Regions from separate parts of the Homo sapiens genome. Here region 1 is linked to region 2. A link is a loop called in an ENCODE intact Hi-C map of the cell type or tissue named here. Cell type or tissue: CD4-positive, alpha-beta T cell. All regions are shown on one strand. Each heading gives the region's core, and the rest is flanking DNA. Links, peaks and the distances in the headings are about the cores only. Region 1 overlaps SNTA1 (syntrophin alpha 1). Region 2 holds the start of PXMP4 (peroxisomal membrane protein 4).

The links. A loop is a pair of places that touch in the nucleus more often than their neighbours do. Peaks named below come from ENCODE experiments on the same cell type or tissue, not always from the same donor. Only the 100,000 strongest peaks of a DNase experiment are listed, where the experiment ranks them.
Region 1: it touches region 2 in a loop (2.9-fold over the local background); 7 of 110 quality-filtered maps call a loop at or near these places.

The regions. Positions count from the first base shown.
Region 1 is chr20:33,406,922-33,412,293 of GRCh38, forward strand. It overlaps SNTA1 (syntrophin alpha 1), which reads right to left. Exons shown (of 8, transcript NM_003098.3): 6 at 3,214-3,410; 7 at 1,780-1,967; 8 at 1,036-1,678. The coding sequence ends at 1,586. LOC124904889 (a long non-coding RNA gene) reads left to right here. Exons shown (of 2, transcript XR_007067567.1): 2 at 3,132-5,372. Among named protein-coding and RNA genes, the nearest start is that of CDK5RAP1, 8.1 kb to the left of the region's middle. In CD4-positive, alpha-beta T cell, for the core only: no CTCF peak of the experiment used is centred there; DNase peaks (open chromatin) are centred at 1,936 and 2,478.
Region 2 is chr20:33,717,536-33,722,907 of GRCh38, forward strand. PXMP4 (peroxisomal membrane protein 4) reads right to left here and starts at 2,775. Exons shown (of 4, transcript NM_007238.5): 1 at 2,560-2,775. The coding sequence starts at 2,672. RefSeq lists an enhancer at 2,322-2,371. In CD4-positive, alpha-beta T cell, for the core only: a CTCF peak has its summit at 2,719; a DNase peak (open chromatin) is centred at 2,876; H3K4me3 peaks cover 1,605 bases; H3K27ac peaks cover 532 bases.

The DNA of each region.
Region 1 (5,372 bases), core at 105-5,104, 310 kb before region 2:
AGGATCACTTGAGGTCAGGAGTTTAAAACCAGCCTGGCCAACATGGTGAAACCCTATCTCTACTAAAAATACAAAACATTAGTGGGGCATGGTGGTGGGCGCCTGTAATCCCAGCTACTCAGGAGGCTGAGGCAGGAGAATCGCTTGAACCGGGAGGTGGATGTTGCAGTGAGATGAGACCCTGCCTGGGTGACAGAGCAAGACTCCGTCTCAAAAAAAAAAAAGTTCTCCATCATTGCCATTGTCATTGTGATTTTAGGTAGGGAGTCATAACCACTGCCCACTCACATCCAGCCAGCACATCGCAGTTTCCGAAGTACCAAACACATTCCACTCCACCTCCCTTCTGCAGGAAAGGGTCCTGAAGCTCTCTAAGATGGCTTTGACATGGGTCCACAAATTCTTTGACATTCCTTTCTTCAAGAGGTGGAGCCTAATTCCCCTCCCTTTGAGTGTGGACTGAACTTAGTGACTCATTTCTAATGAATAGAACAAAGCAGAAGCAACAGTGTAAGGCTTCCAAGACCGGGTCATAAGAGGCACTGTTTGTGGCTTCCTCCTTGCCCTCTCTTCTGTCTCACTGTGGGGAAAGCCAACTGCCATATCATGAGAAAACTCAAGCAGCAGCTCTAGGGTTAGCCCTACATGGTGAGGAACTGAGACCTCCTACCCACAGCCATGTGCATGAGCAGTATTGGAATGGATCCTCCAGCCCCAGTCAAGCCTTCAGATGACTGCAGCCCTAGCCGACAACTTGACTGCAACCTCATGAGCGACCCTGAGACAAGAACAGCCCAGCTTAGCCCCTCTCAAATTTCTGACCCACAGAACCTAAGAGATAATGAATATTTGTCATTTTAAGCTGCAAATTTTGGATAATTTGTCACACAACAATAGATAACCAATACACTGTCTTTGGCCCATGTAGTAAAGGTCTGTTCTTCTCCAGGGAAAGGTGCCCTAGTCCTTGGTCTGGTCCATCTTGGGACTGCAGGGGCCACCCCAGGACCCAAAGGCCAAGGCACAGACCACATACACTGGGCCGGGCTGCCTGTGTGCTCACAGGCTGTTTATTTATCCAAGAGTAAGGAGGAGAGAGACAGGATGAAGAGAAAAACCAGACTCCCCACGGTGGCAGGGCTGAGGGGAAAAACAAACAGAAAATCTCCTCTTCTTTCTCTTGCTGCTGACCCCAGGGTACTCCAGCTTCAGATGGGACCTCTGGGGGTGGCTTAGGGGCCTCGAGGAGGCCCGGCAGCTCAGCTGTTGGCTGGGGTCAGGATCCGCACAGGGGCAGGTCCCAGACTCGGAATGGCTTCTGTGTACACAAAATATCTCTCTGCAAAAGGCACTGGTGGAGGGGGGCAGCAGGAAGGCCACCCCATCACAGGCAGAGTCCACTCTGTCCTGCGTCTGGGTCCTGGGCCCCAAGACCAATCCAGTCTCCCTCAGGGTTGGGGTTTCGGAGGCCCTTGTTCCTCTCCTCTCCCTTCCCTCAGCCCAGGGGTGAGCAGGCAGTCGGTGGAGGCCCAGCTCAGGCCATGTCATGGACACCCCTCTTCAGGGCTAGTGCATCCGGCGACTTCTAGGCCAACAGCCCGAGGCGGGTGACTTTGGCCGACAGGAAGGAGTGGATGATGAAGACTATGGTTTTGGGACACGAGTGCAGGTCCAGCTGCTGGAGGGTGGATGGAGAGAAGAGTCAGGGCCCTGGCCAGCCTGGCCTCCGAGAGTGCACACCCCCTCCTCCCCAGGGTGCAGAGGCAGCCCCTCACTCACGATCTCGCCTTCAGCACCTCCAAAATCCAGGAAAAGGAGACTGGCACCGTCATCTGAAGACATCTGCAGCTTCTCGAAGGGCTGTCGCAGGAGCACAGCTCGGGCTGCACCTGGCTCAGCCGCCCACAGTGTGAAGCCCTTGTCGATGTGCACAGACAGGCTGCAGGGACGCCCATTCCACGTGCAGGCTGCAGGGAGGGCACATAGGTACAGGCACAGCTGGCACCTCAGAGACTACACCCCAACCTCCAACCCCCACCGCAGCTTACAAAGTGGGGCCTGAATGCCTCCAGGGATGGGAGGCTCACTGTTTGTCGTGGCACCAGTACACCCACCCTGCAGAGAGTCATCACCCCCACCCTCAGAGGACCTACACCCACTTCCAGTCCCACTTCCAGCAGCACAAGTAGAAAGGGGGAGCTTAAAATGTGCCATGGACAGGAGGCTCACTGCTGATAAAGGCATCATCAGATCTACCAAGCACCGCCCTTGGAGACCTGCAGAGTTACCCGGCTAAATTTAAATTTCAGATAAACAATGACTAATTTGGGCATACTTCTGTGAAAAAAGTATTCATTGTTAACCTGAAATTCAAATGAGGCTGGGTGTCCTGTATTTATTTCCTCTGGCAACCCTACCCCAAGTGCCATCTCTCACATCCTCACCAGCAGATTGACAAAACTGGGGCAAGAAAACCCCAGGGAGAAGAGTCTCTGCCTGCTAGGGCACCTGCACATCCAAAACAGAGGGCCCAAACCCAACTTCCTTTTTTTTTTGGAGAAACAGTCTCACTCTGTTACCCAGGCTGGAGTGCAGTGGGCGCAATCTCGGCTCACCACAACCTCCATCTCCCGGGTTCAAGTGATTCTCGTGCCTCAGCTTCCTGCGTAGCTGGGACTACAGGCACCTAGTACCATGCCCGGCTAATTTTTGTATTATTATTTTTTTTTTTTGAGACAGTCTTGCTCTGTCGCCCAGGCTGGAGTGCAGTGGCACAATCTGGGCCCACTACAACCTCCACCTCCCAGATTCAAACAATTCTGCCTCAGCCTCCCGAGTAGCTAGGACTACAGGCGCCCACCACCATGCCCGGCTAATTTTTGTATTTTTAGTAGAGACAGGGTTTCACCATTTTGGCCAGGCTGGTCTCAAACTGCTGACCTCAAGTGATCCACCCGCCTCAGCCTCCCAAAGTGCTGCGATTACAGGCGTGAGCCACCGCACCTGGCCAATTTTTGTATTATTAGTAGAGACAGGGTTTTGCCATGTTTGCCAGACTGGTCTCAAACTTCTGACCTCAGGTGATCCACCCACCTTGACCTCCAAACCCCATTTTCTATCCCCTCCTGAAGTGCCCTAAAGAAGGAAGCTTGAATGCCCCTGGGGATAAGAGGCTTATTACCAGAGGGACACTCCCAGATCCTCCCAGCACACCTGTAGACACCTCCTGCACACCCTCGGCGGCCCGGTGACAGCCATCCACAAGCTGGCGGGTCCAGGCAGCCAGCTCCTGCGGTGACTCCACGCTGAACAGGTGAGTGTCCACACCGTGACGCGTGCCCGTGCGCAGGGCAAAAGAGAGCTCTGCATCGTAGGGCACTGAGCCCTTGGAGGGGCCTGAGTGCACCAGTCTGGGGGTTGGGGGCAGAGGGCTGAGCATGAGGCCTCAGGCCGGAGGCAAATAGTTCTGGGCAAAGGGGCCAGTGACCTGGGAAGAAACCCTGTAAATCCTTTACCACCTAACAGGACAGGACTTGCCAGGGGGCACTGATTGACTCAGCAGGAGACATCTCCTGCCACCCTCCCCGTCACTCCCTTGGCTCTGGCTATACTGGTGTCATCACACACACCTAGCACATGCCTGCCTCAGCACCTTTGCATATGCTCTTCCCTCTGCCTATACATGCTTCCCTGATTATCTGCACGGCTCACTCCCTCACTTCCTTCAGATGTTAGTTTAAATGTCACCTCCTCTGAGAAGCCTTCCCTGACCTCCCAGTCCAAAATAGCACCCTTGTCACTCACTAGCCTTACTTTTTAATCATGGTACCAGAAATTATACTTTTTATTATTTGTTTTCGTTGGTTTTTGACTGTCTTTTTCACTAGAATGTCAACTAGGTTAGAAATTTTGATCTTGTGTTCACCACTGTATTCCCAGTAACTAAAACCATGCCTGCCCACAGTAGGTGCTCAGTAAACTTTTGTTGCCTAACTTGAATCACTTGATTAGGCAGACAGTCCAGGACCTAGTTATCCCTAGTAGCCAGCAGGCTCCTGACACACGGGCCAGAGCCAGCCTGAGGTAAGGAGACATGGGGGACAAGGACTTCAGACCCCTGCAGCTTGACTCTCACTTGCTGTGTGGCCTTGGTAAGCCAACTGCCCCTCTCTGGGGCAGAAAGTTCTGCCCCATATCCCTCTTTGTTCCTCCCTCCACCCACTCTTTCTCCTATAGCTCAGTTCCCCCCGCCACAGACTGCTGCTGACACCCGCCTTCGACTTTCCAGCCCTGAGCTGCAGACCCTCGAGTCCCCAGGCTTCCTATCCAAGCTCCCTCTCCATCCCACACACACTCTGGACTTAACTCAGCATCTTGCTCCAGCCTCCTCCCTTTCCACCCCCACCCCCAGTCCCACGCTCACCCAGACACAAGCTCCAAACCTCCTGTTCATTCCGGACCCCTCCTTCACCCGCCCCATCTGGCAAGCACGGAGCCCTGTTAATTTTACACCCATGTGGTTTCCAATGCCAATGCTGCCTTTCTTCCCCATCTGCTCCTGCCACCCACCTCCACCTCCCCCAGCCACCATCATCTCTCCTGCATGACTGCAGCACCTCCCCACTTCCATCCTGCACTCTCCGCTGCATTCTCCACGTGGCAGCCACAGGGATTCTCTTAAAGCAACCAGAGCACCTCGCTCCCCAGCTTAAACCCTTCAACACTACCAAACTCTTAAGCTAAAGCTAACATTCCTTAATCAGGCAATAGAAGCTCTTCAAGATCAGGCCCTGCCAACTCCCTTCTCTCCATTTCCTGCATGAATTCTGGTTATCACAAACTCATAGCTCCATGAACATGCTATAGCCCTTCATGCCTCTGTACTTTTGACCATGATGTTCTCTCTGCATGGGATGCTCTTTCACCCTTTCTTAAACAGAAAACTTCTACTCATCCATCAAAGTCCAGCTCAAATGTCACCTCCTCCCTGAAGCCTTCCTCTACTACCCCAACAGAGTTAAGTGGCTCCTACAAACCCTGCACTGTAATGGCTGTTCCTGGGTCTGTCTCCCCAGCCAGACAAGGTTCTCTCTGGAGGCAGAAACTGTTGGGGTCAGCTCTGTGCCCTCTGAACCATGCAGCACAAGGCATAAGTGTCAGCGAATGAGTGGCTAATGGGGACCTTATATCCTTTTGTTCCAAGCACCCATTTTACAGATGAGGAAACTGAGGCCCAGACAGGGCAGAGACTTGCTTCAGGTCACCTGGGGAATAGCTGAGGGTGGACAGGGCTGGAGTTCCCAGCTTCTGGGGCCCTGCTGGAGCATCTCCTGGCAAGTTCTGGGGGAGACATACTGCCCCTGCCTGTGGGT
Region 2 (5,372 bases), core at 302-5,301:
AGGCTGAGGCAGGAGAATGGCGTGAACCCGGGAGGCGGAGCTTGCAGTGAGCCGAGATCGCGCCACTGCACTCCAGCCTGGGCGACAGAGCGAGACTCCGTCTCAAAAAAAAAAAAAAAAAAATTATTAAATATTTTAAATGTTACATAATTGTTACATAATTGCCTCTTTTTAAGATTCAAACCTCTTCCCCCACCCTTCCTTTCCCCTCCTCATTTAGGGATCTAGGAATGACGTGAACAAGACCATGTTTACTTTCATTGTTTTAACTATACTCAGATGAATAGTAGAAAGACAGTGGTATTTGGGCCAAAGCCCTGCCATGTTTTGCTATGTGAGCTTGGATAAATTAGTTAACCTCTCTGAACCTCCCTTTTCCCATCAACAAAAGGTATTCTCCATTTTACAGAATGGCTTTTGGCAGTTACGCACATATAAAAGTTCCTAGGTCAATCAATATTAGTGTCTCTTCTTTTCTTACTCTTCTTTATTGGACACCTCCACCCCTACCCCTATCCCTAAGTTCTCCAGGTACCCAACCCTGGTCTTACCAGGCTACAAGGTCTAAAAATCCTGACAGCCTCCTTGAGACAATGGTCATGAGCCACATACTATTGTCTCCCCAAATATACATGAATGTTCACTGCAGGCTTGTTTGAAAAAACAAAAGACTGGAATCAAACCTGTGTCCAAGGCTGGGTGTGGTGGCTCACGCCTGTAATCCCAGCACAATGGGAGGCCGAGACAGGCCGATCACGAGGTCAGGAGATCGAGCCCATCCTGGCTAACACGGTGAAACCCTGTCTCTACTAAAAATACAAAAAAATTAGCCGGGCGTGGTGGTGGGTGCCTGTAGTCCCAGCTACTCAGGAGGCTGAGGCAGGAGAATGGTGTGAACCTGGGAGACGGAGCTTGCAGTGAGCCGAGATTGCGCCACTGCACTCCAGCCTGGGCAACAGAGCGACACTCCATCTCAAAAAAAAAAAAAAAAAAAAAAAAAAAAAACTTGGCAAAAGGGTTACTGATGTTATCTCAGGGCACATCAAGGATATGCCCTTGGCCAGACCCAGTGGGAACCAGTTCTACCTGACTCTTGAGTGTCCATGGGAGCCAAGAGCCTGGCACTGGTGCCAGGCATCCTTGGGTTTGAATCCCGGCTCCAACCGTGACCAAGTGCTGTGGCCACGAGCAATGGGTCTACCTCTGAGCTACAGCCTTTTCATCTGGAAAATGGGGACAATGGCAATTCTGATCTTGCACACTTATTCATTCATTCAATAAATATTTCAGAAACTACTAAATACCAGGTGCTAGTAATACACCAAGGAACAAAATAGATAAAGTTATGGCCTCATGAAACTTTCTTTTTTTTCCTTTTGAGATGGAGTTTCACTCTGTCACCCAGGCTGGAGTGCAGTGGCACAATCTCAGCTCACTGCAACCTCCACCTCCTGGGTTCAAGCGGTTCTCCTGCCTCAGCCTCCCATGTAGCCGGGACTACAGGCATGTGACACTACACCCGGCTAATTTTTGTATTTTTGGTAGAAACGGGGTTTTGCCATGTTGGCCAGGCTAGTCTCGAACTCCTGACCTCAGATAATCCGCCTGCCTCGGCCTCCCAAAGTGCTAGGATTACAGGTGTGAGCCACCGTGGCCAGCCTGTGCTAAGCATTTCACACATATTGACTCAATCCTGATAGTATAAGTACTAGTACCATGCCCATTTTACAGATATTGAGGCTTAGAGAGGCTAAATGACTTCCTCCAGATCACACGGGTAGGTGGGGCCAGGGTTCAAGCCAAGGCATCCACATCCTTCCCACCATCCCACGTTGCCACTAGGATGCCAATTCTGGGGGACACAAACCACTTTCTCTGGTTTGTTCTCTGCTTTGTCCCCGGTTCTGGCACTGTAGGCCCTCAATAAATGGTGGCTGTTATGCACTAGGTTTAAAGGAGACTGAGCTCCCCTCTAGGCACCAGCCAGGGCAATGACCCCAAGACCTCTCTTGCAGGTAAGATGCCAGGATAGTTGCAGCTTCTTTTACATTCATTGTCACGTCCCAGGAGCCCCCTGAGCCGAACGGGACTTAGCGCTGGAGTCCTACAGGTGAGAAGTGAGAAGCAGGATGCAAGCCCATGGGCAAGCTTCATGGGGACAGAATAGACAGGAGGCATCCGCCTGCCAGCTAGAGGCCAGAGTCCAGTTCCCCATTGTGCAGATGGGGCCGTTGAGGCCCAAAGGCACACAGAGAGGTGAGGTGAACTGAACCCAAATGAGGGGATACAGAAGCTGGCATGGGAGGAGTCAAAGCAAGAGGGCCAGGCTGCAAAGGTTGGAAGACCCAGAAAATGTGCAGTGGGAGCCCCAGTTCAGAGCTGGGAAGGCGCGCAAGCCAAAATCCAGCTCCCATTGCACAGATGGTGACCTCCGAGACTTAGAGACACACGAGGACTGCTCCAGGGCAAACAGCACCGCGGCATCGGACTTCGAACTCGCGCCTCTGACCCCAGGCAGGACATCCCTCAGCCCCAGCCCGGCCCGACGGCCCCACTCACACAGCCCCGTTCCGGAAGCCCTTAAGCACGGCCAACGCAGCGTGGTAGCGGCGCTTGCGCAGCAGTGCGTTGACGACTACGAGCAGAGCCCTTAGCTGCGGCGGGGCTGCCATAGTGCGGGCTGCGCGCAGGGTCGGGGTTAGGAACTGTAAGCGCACTGACAGCCGGAGGTTCCAGCTGCGCGCCCACAGCCCCTCGGTAGCGCCGCCGACTCGTGGCGTCTATAGGCTGTTTCTGCGTCACTCATGCATGGAAGACCAATCAGAGAGCGTACTTGTCTCATGGGACAATAGCACTCATCGAAATAGTTGTCTGACTGGAAGAGAAAGGAAAGCTTGTAGCCAATCACAGTGGGCTCCGCCCAAGGTCACACACGATTTGTCCAATCAGAAGGCACTTTCCCTTGGGCCATGTTGGGTTCACGAGTGGGTTTGGAAGGAGGCGTGTACTTGGAAGGAGGGCTCCTGAATGAGGAGTGGCCCTGCTTAGAGATGGGATGGGCGACAGGTGATGATACAGGGAGGAGCAGGGCCCCATCTTTATGCGAGATAGTTCTGACTGGGATATCCTTTACCATAGCGATCTTCCCAGAGTGTCAGTCACATGGCCCCTCAATGGCTTCCATGTACGTATGTATGTTTTGAGATGCAGCCTCGCTCTGTCACCCAGGCTGGAGTGCAGTGGCGCGATCTCGGCTCACTGCAACCTCCACCCCCCAGGGTTCAAGCAGTTCTCCTGCCTCAGCCTCCTGAGTAGCTGGGACTACAGGCACCCACCACCATGCCTGGCAAATTTTTTTGTATTTTTAGTAGAGACGGGGTTTCACCATGTTGGCCAGGCTGCTCTCCTGACCTCAGGTGATCCACCTGCCTCGGCCTTCCAAAGTGCTGGGATTACAGGCGTGAACCCAGCCGGCGTCCACTTATTCTTAGAATCCAAACTCCTCCCCAAGGCCCAAGAGAGAAGACCTCCTGTGATCTGGTCCGTGCCTCTCCCTCTGACCCCACGTTCCAGCACTTGCCACCTCACTGCTTCCCAGCCAAACAGCCTCCTTTCTGTTCCTTGGGCCAAGAACCCTTCTACCTCAGGGCCTTTGCACTTGCTGGTTCCCTGCTTGATATTCGCCATCCTGGGCTCTTCCCATGATGGGCTTCTTCTCATCCTTCAGGTTTCAGCTCAAATGCCACTTCATCAGAGAGACTTTCTGAGACATCCAATTTGAAGTAGCACTGTCCACTCTGACTCATTACCCTGGCTCTTTTTTTTTTTTTTTTTTTTTTAGACTGAGTCTCGGATCTATCACCCAGGCTGGAGCGCAGTAGTGTGATCTCAGCTCACTTCAACTTCTGCCTCCCAGGTTCAAGGGATTCTTCTGCCTCAGCCTCCTGAGGAGCTAGGACTACAGGTGCATGCCACCACGCCCGGCTAATTTTTGTATTTTTAGTAAAGACGGGGTTTCACCATATTGGCCAGGCTAGTCCAAACTCCCGACCTTGTGATCCGCCCGCCTCGGCCTCCCAAAGTGCTGGAATTACAAATGTGAGCCATCGTGCCCGGCCACCCTGGTTCTTATGTGTTTTTTTTTTTTATAGAACTTTTGACACTTTAGACTTGTTTACTATGTGTTCATTGTCCATTGCCCTTATCAAACTGTAAATTCTATGAAGGAAGAAATCTTATTTGTCTTGTTTTCTGCTGTAACCCCAACACTAGGCACATGGTGGGTACTCAACACTTGCTTGTTTAAGCAACACATAGTTTTGGGTTGTCATCTCTGAGAGCATTGATGGGTGACATTAACATATGATGTCACTATGTGGAGTTGTCACTGAATAACAGCTACACACTGAGTGGTGGCTGTGACTTGTGAGGGTGTCCCCTGGTACTTGGGCCATATGGTATTTACCAGTGATGTTATTTGCTCAGTGTCAGGGGACAATTTCAGAGGTCAATGAAGGAGGGAGTTGTGCTGGGCCTATTTTGTCACTGAAACTGGGTTGTCCGGGATTTTTCTTTTGTGATGGTAGGCTACTTTATTCAGTTCATCCTTCCTCTGAAGATAATGACTATGTTAGATAATATATTAAAATATCCTCTTAAAAACACTGAAGTTCCTTGGCTGGGCACAGTGGCTCATGCCTGTAATCCCAGCACTTTGGGAAGCCGAGGCGGGCGGATCACTTGAAGCCAGGAGTTCGAGACCACCCCTGACCAACATGGTGAAACCCCGTCTCTAAAAAATTAAAAAACAAAAACAAAAACAAAAAAACACTGAAGCTCTGCCAGGTGCGGTAGGTAGCTCACGCCTGTAATCCCGGCACTTTGGGAAGCCAAGGTGGGTGGATCTCTTGAGCCCAGGAGTTCAAGACCAGCCTGGGCAACATGGCGAAAACCCATCTCTACTAAAAATACAAAAATTAGCCAGGCCTGGTGGCACACACCTGTAGTCCCAACTACAGGTGCGGGAGGATCACCTGAGCCTGGAGAGGTCAACACTGCGGTGAGCGGTGATCACGCCACTGGACTCCAGCCTGGGTGACTGAGACCCTGTGTCAAACTGAAGTGCTTAAAAGTATGAGGAATGTGGCCGGGCACGGTGGCTCACGCCTTTAATCCCAGCACTTTGGGAGGGTGAGGTGGGTGGGTCACCTGGGGTCGGAGTTCGAGACGAGCCTGACCAACACAGAGAAATCCTGTCTCTACTAAAAATACAAAATTAGCCGGGCGTGGTGGCACGTGCCTGTAATCCCAGCTACTCAGGAGGCTGAAGCAGGAGAATCGCTTGAACCCGGGAGGCAGAGGTTGCAGTAAGC